2 separate regions of the Mus musculus genome follow, and region 2 is linked to region 1. Evidence: chromatin loops called from intact Hi-C (ENCODE). Cell type or tissue: gastrocnemius. All regions are shown on one strand. Links, peaks and the distances in the headings refer to the core of each region. The heading gives the core; the rest is flanking DNA.

Evidence for each region. Peaks named below come from ENCODE experiments on the same cell type or tissue, not always from the same donor. Only the 100,000 strongest peaks of a DNase experiment are listed, where the experiment ranks them.
Region 2: it touches region 1 in a loop (3-fold over the local background); 4 of 42 quality-filtered maps call a loop at or near these places.

The regions. Positions count from the first base shown.
Region 1 is chr8:95,330,747-95,333,645 of GRCm38, reverse strand. It overlaps Zfp319 (zinc finger protein 319), which reads left to right and starts at 1,835. Exons shown (of 2, transcript NM_024467.4): 1 at 1,835-2,125. Usb1 (U6 snRNA biogenesis 1) reads right to left here and starts at 1,362. Exons shown (of 7, transcript NM_133954.2): 1 at 1,181-1,362; 2 at 112-278. The coding sequence starts at 1,284. In gastrocnemius, for the core only: CTCF peaks have their summits at 1,245 and 1,761; DNase peaks (open chromatin) are centred at 1,380 and 1,783; H3K4me3 peaks cover 2,414 bases; H3K27ac peaks cover 2,332 bases.
Region 2 is chr8:95,079,304-95,082,202 of GRCm38, reverse strand. Katnb1 (katanin p80 (WD40-containing) subunit B 1) reads right to left here and starts at 1,002. Exons shown (of 20, transcript NM_028805.2): 1 at 899-1,002. In gastrocnemius, for the core only: no CTCF peak of the experiment used is centred there; a DNase peak (open chromatin) is centred at 1,156; H3K4me3 peaks cover 1,942 bases; H3K27ac peaks cover 1,582 bases.

The sequences.
Region 1 (2,899 bases), core at 220-2,719:
TTAGGCAGTCCATTGTCTCCTCAGGTCTGCGGTGGGAGCTGAGTCCAGCACACAGCAGCCCTGGTGTCTTCCTCCTAGCCAGAGCTAGAGGCACTTTAGTCAGTGACTCACACGGTATGTAGATGTGGGTGGCCCAGTTGCCCCGCTCATGGGGAAAGGTTCGGATTCGACCGCCATGCTTTGCACTGTCGTCCTCAGGCCCTTCCTCTGTGCTGGGGAACATACTTAGCACACTGTCAGGCACTGGAAGCTTCTCACTGGGAACGGGGTTCTGGCCACTGCAAAAGAAGAACACACATTTATCCTCATTGATACCCCTTTGAACAACGGTAGTTCTAAGCTGTTATGCACAGTGATTCTTACCCACACCAGTCTTGCCATGTTGGCCTCGAACTTGATCCTCCTCCCTCAGCCACAATGGCTGAGTGTTCATTTCCAGGAAGGGGTTGAGCTTCTACTAAAGAACCATAGCTTTCTAGAACTGCTTAAGTTTCCTAGCTGGGAAGGCAGACCTCAGCTGGCTCTTGGTCCCCATGGAAACATTTCAGCAGGTAGCAGTGTGGCTTGGAGGTCCCTATTAGATAGTTGGACAGGCCTGAACTCAAGTAGCTCTGTGATCTTGGCTTACATTAATTTCCTCACGTGTAGAGCATATTTTTACTTGCTAGAGCTCTTGTGCAATGAACCGACACACTACAGTCAGCAAAGACCAGTATTTAAGAACCTCGAAGATTTAAGCCTCTTGGCGCATGAGATTTTCATGGGTTTTTCAACAGGCTGGTGTCTCCAGTCTACCGTGTGGCTCACGGTGGCTATTCATTAACCATTTACTAGACGAACGAAAAGCTTGGGTTATTATTGCATAGTGTTCAAACGAGGAAACATCTGGGAAGAAACATAGTTGCTTTCCAAAAGAGAAAAAAAAAAAAAAAAAACGCACCAACGGAGAGGGCTGGACTTGAACCCGTGTCCTCACTCCCAACTTTGCCTTAGCCAGGGTGTGTGTGTGGTAGTGCCATTCCAGGGCTTTGTCCAGGGTGTGTCCTGAATCCTTTCCCTCGACATCCCTTTTTCTCTTACCGGGGAACTGACCCACCCTCTTGGTTCCCCGGGAGGCTCGGGTCCCACTAGGGTTTCAAAAGAATCTACGCTCGAGAGAGAAAAATTCCTCGATCCTCACCAACGGTGGAAGCCAGTACCCGGTTTGCTCCGCCCCGCGGCGACAGCCTCCGCTTCATCCTCTGAACCGCTGCTGCTGTAGCCCACCAGGGGCGCCGAGCTCATGGGGCCTCGACCACAAGCCGTGTCCACCGACAACCTGATCCGACGCCCGGAGTTCCTCTGAGCCGGAAGTGCTCTGTGGGGGGCGGGACCTAGAGTAGCTCCACCTCGGGGCGGGGCCTGGCGACCCGGGGGGCGAAGCCCAGTGGAGCTTAGGACGGACGGCGGCCACCGCCTGTGCGGTAAAGGCTGTAGGAGGCGGCCTTCCGGATCACTCCGTCGCCCCAGTGTGGGTTCCACAGGTCTGCGGGTCTGTTTGCCAGACTTGCAAAAAGTTGGAGTCTCAGGATCCCTCTTGAGAGCGAGCTGAGCCGCAGGTCAGCTGCAGAAGACCGGAGAGTCAGGTGGGGCTGCGGCGAGCCGGGGATGAGGATCCCGGCTCCTCCGCGACCGTAGGCTCCGGCGAGCGGATCCCGAGGCTCCAGCCCCGCCCCTCCGTACCCACAGGCTCGGGCCAGCGGGGCCGCGGGTCCCCGACAGGGGGCGGCCTCGCTCCGCGCCGCGGGCTTCTCGGCAGCCGCCGCCCCGGCTGCCGCTCCTCCCCCGGCCCCGCCTACCCGGCCTCGCGCCGACCCTCTGTCCGCCGGTCTCTGCAAGACCCGTCGGTCTGTCCGCTCGCCCGTCCGTCCGCTGCCCCGGTCCCGCTAACCCGAGTGCGCGGGTCGATTCGTCGGTTCCGGCTGCTGCAAACCTGTCTCCCGACTCCGCGCTGCCTGCCTCTGCTACGCGAGGCCCGGGGATTGGCAGGACGCGTAGGCCGCGCCGCGGCGGATGGAGCCGGAATAAAGAGGCGGCAGAGAAAGCAGCTGGTCTTCGCTTGTCCCGCGCCTGACCCCTGGAGCAGGTGAGTGGCAGGGCACCCGGGACTGCATCTGGGGGCCACTCCAGTAGCCCCTGCACCCAGGGAGAGCCTCCTGAGCTCCGAGGCGATCCAGGCTGGGCCTGGAAGTACAGTTGCTTCCCGGGCACCGTTTGAGGCTCTGGGGCCTTCCTCGGCCGGAACCACCCCCTTTTCGGGACGCAGTGGCTGGGCCATCCGGAGCAGGAGCTGACAGCAGGCAGCCCAGCTGGGCCTGATGGGAGGAGATCAGCTTTCATTCGGTGACTCTGAGAGGAAAAAGGGCTAGGGTGGGGCGCGGGTGGGGGCTTCTCTTTGCCTTTCCTCTCCACTTCTCTCTCCAGCTCTTGTGCAGTGAGCTAAGAGTGTTCCTGGCTTCTCCTTACTGGAGAAGGGTCAGGGTAGGCAGTGGGGTTGCTCTAGGAGGTGGGGAGTGGGGGCGGCTGATGGGGCTGGCAGCCATTCATACCAGGAAAAATAACACACAGTTGGATTAGTACAGCTAGATCAGACAGTGTTCCGTGCAGTCCACCGCTCCTCTCTACCTTAGGAACGCTAAAATGGCCAGCTGTGGTTGGTTGGTCGTACTCCTAGGTACTACCCCAAATCAGCAGCCTCTTTATTCCCTCCCTTCCCAGAAGATGCTGAGGGTGACAACTTTTAGCTTGATTCTTAGGTTTCTTTAAGAGAACAGTTAGAAGCCAGCTGGCTTATGGGAACATTCTCTACTTTCCTTCCCTTAAAGAAAACTTGCAAACTTTTAAATCTATAAGCAGCTGA
Region 2 (2,899 bases), core at 171-2,670, 250 kb after region 1:
ACCTGCTATGGGGCAGAGAGGATCACATAACTGCAGTCCACTTGGATTTGCACCCCATGTATTGGATGGGGCACTGGAGTCTGAGGTTATGTTTTGGTGCCCATGAGAGGCATCCAAAAGGCAGAGAGACAGAGAGATACACGGAGACGAACAGAGAGACTGAGAGATAGGCAGACGTTCAGAGAGAGAGAGAGAGAGAGAGAGAGAGAGAGAGAGAGAGAGAGAGAACAGTAAAGGCCTTGGGAGGGGGTGATGTTGAGAGGATTCTGAGGGTCCAATCTTCTTGCTTCCTCCATCACCAACTCCCTGGTAAGGGAACCACGCCCACTCCCTGCAACTCTCAAGGGCATAGCTAGGAATTGAGTCTCCAGTCTAGGTGTGAGTCGGAATGACTCCTCAATTCTAAAAGGCCACAGCGTGGATGGAGCCTTCCACCGCCGCCACGGCCCTTCGCCTCTTGCCCAGGAGCTCTCTCGCTGGATTCTCTTTCTCCTGTTGCCTATGCTCCCGTTCTGGCACATCTTGAGCTTCCTTAGTTGGCCATGCTTCGCCAGACCCTCTTTACTTCTCTTGCCCCGCTGCTATCAGAATCCCCCATTCATTCGCTCTCCTGTTTCTGGAGCCCCGACTCAATACGATCCTCCGCACACCCTCAGCTCTGCTTCCGGCCCACCAGCTTTCCCTCTCCGGCCTCCACACACCCGTCCTGCTCGTTCATCCCAAACCTGCCACCGGTCCCTCAGCTTCGCTTGACCCTCCTCCCGTCTGCCTTGAGGGGCACTGGCTCCAGCCTGTCCTGGCCGAGAGCCTCCTGCCGGCGACCGGACTGTCCCCTCCAGGCTCGGCGAAGACTAGAGCCATTTTCCCTTTGCCTCCAAGACCCCGAGAGCCACTCTACCTGCAGCTGTAGCTCTGGAGGCCAAGGCTTCCCTCCAGGCGCGACCCCCACTTGCCTCCATCCTTTGCCCTGATTGGTCGCTGCTTGACAACCGACCCTCACAACAAAACCTCCGGCCTAGAGTCCCTCCCACTTCACTTCTTACACCAATCAGTCGCCACGGACGCCCCGCCTTCCTCTAGAATTGACCAATGGAAGCAAGCGCTTCCGCCGATTTACGTAACTACCCGCCTCCTTTCCCCGACTCAGACTAATCACGAGAAAGAAGCGCTTACGGACCGCCCTTAGGTCCCAGAAGAACCAATACAGGCTTCTGCGTTCTTAGTCCCGCCCCCAGTCAGGCTTGGTTTTTTCCGCCCTTTTCCTGCATTTCCTGGAACCCGGTTGTGTTTAAAAAATCCGCGAGCTGCACCCGATGGCGGCTGCGCCAATCACTTCAGCAACAGCTCTGGATTGACCAATAAACGTTAGTGTTATTGGAGAACCAGCTCTGAGATAGCCAATGGAAAGGGGACTTCTAGAGTGGTATGAAGTTGCAGATCTTCCATATTGAAACAGGGCTGCCAGGACCCCGCCCTCAGACTGTGAGTGTCGCCCGCGTAGTGGGAGGACTTGGCTCTTACTTGGATCCACACGTCTCCTGGAGTTCGCTGACCTCGAGGGAAACAGAGCTTAGTTACAGTGGGGTCGATGTCGAGCCCAGGAGTTCGTCCCTAAGATCACAGTAGCACAGTGGGATGAGTTAGGCTTGTGTCTGCTCGCCTGCGTGCGGAAGTAAAACTACGGAACCGGAGAAAGGCTAATATCTGTGACAGGACAGACAGGTTGGGATGGGGACAGGCTACATAACCCACCATGAGTTCGGGTCCCCCCCTTACTGAGAAACTCGGTCCCAGCCCTTTGCAGAAATAACCTCCAACTCTGGTCTATCCTACACTCACTCCCCTCTGGTCGGGGCTGCTGCATCTGGCGTTCTCCTCTACACAGTCCGGAACGGGAGGAATTTCCCATTTCTAGACGAGGAAACAGATGCTGTGGTGAAAAAGACCAGACATTTGGAAGATCGGACCCAGGACTTAAACTTTTGTTCTTAAAGGCAAGGCACACAAAGTCCCTATTAAATGCAAAACCTTTACGGGAACAAAAGTCACCCACCAGCCTAATGGGAAGTCGGCCCTGCGTAGAAATGGGTAATTATTAAGAGACCTGGATTTGGAGAATAACATTTGATCAAAACTTTGTACTTTGCTGTTCCCGCAACTTTTTATTTAAAAAAAAAAGTCAAATTCTTCATTTTGACACATTTTGCCTTATCTGCTTTGTTTATACAATTATATGTACATTACAGATCCTAAGACATTTCAGTCATGGCAACACTGAGCCTGAAGATCGTTAAGGGCCCTTAGTCACATAACCAATGTCACCACCCCTGAAATAACTTCATTCTCTAACATGCAGACTATATTAAAATGACTGTCACCATCCCCAATACACATAACTTATAAGCAGGAACAAGACTGGGGATGTAGCTCAGTGATAAGAGAGTCTTGACTGGTATGTAGGAGGCACTAGGTTCAATCCCCAGCACTGGAAATACAAACTACCTAGGACCAAGAGAAATGGCAAGGCTCAGTGGCTAAGAGTGATTGCAGTGCAAGAATGAAGACCTGAGTTCAAATCCTCACGACCCATGTAAAAATCTGGGCATGGTGCATGTGTGCTTATAAGGAGCAGTGTTATAGGGAGCAGAAACAAGAGGATTACTAAGATTGTTGGTTGTCATCCTAACTACGGGTTCAGTGAGAGACCCTGACTCGAGGGAATAAGGTGAAGAATGTCAGAGGACAATGCATAGTGATACAATGGGACATGTGTACACACACACCACACATGTGGGGGGCGGGGCACAGTATCTTTATAGGAACCAGACAAGATTCTGCACTCTTGGCATACTTGACTCTTCTAAGATCATCCTATTTCTGTCTCTTGGATCTCCCACTA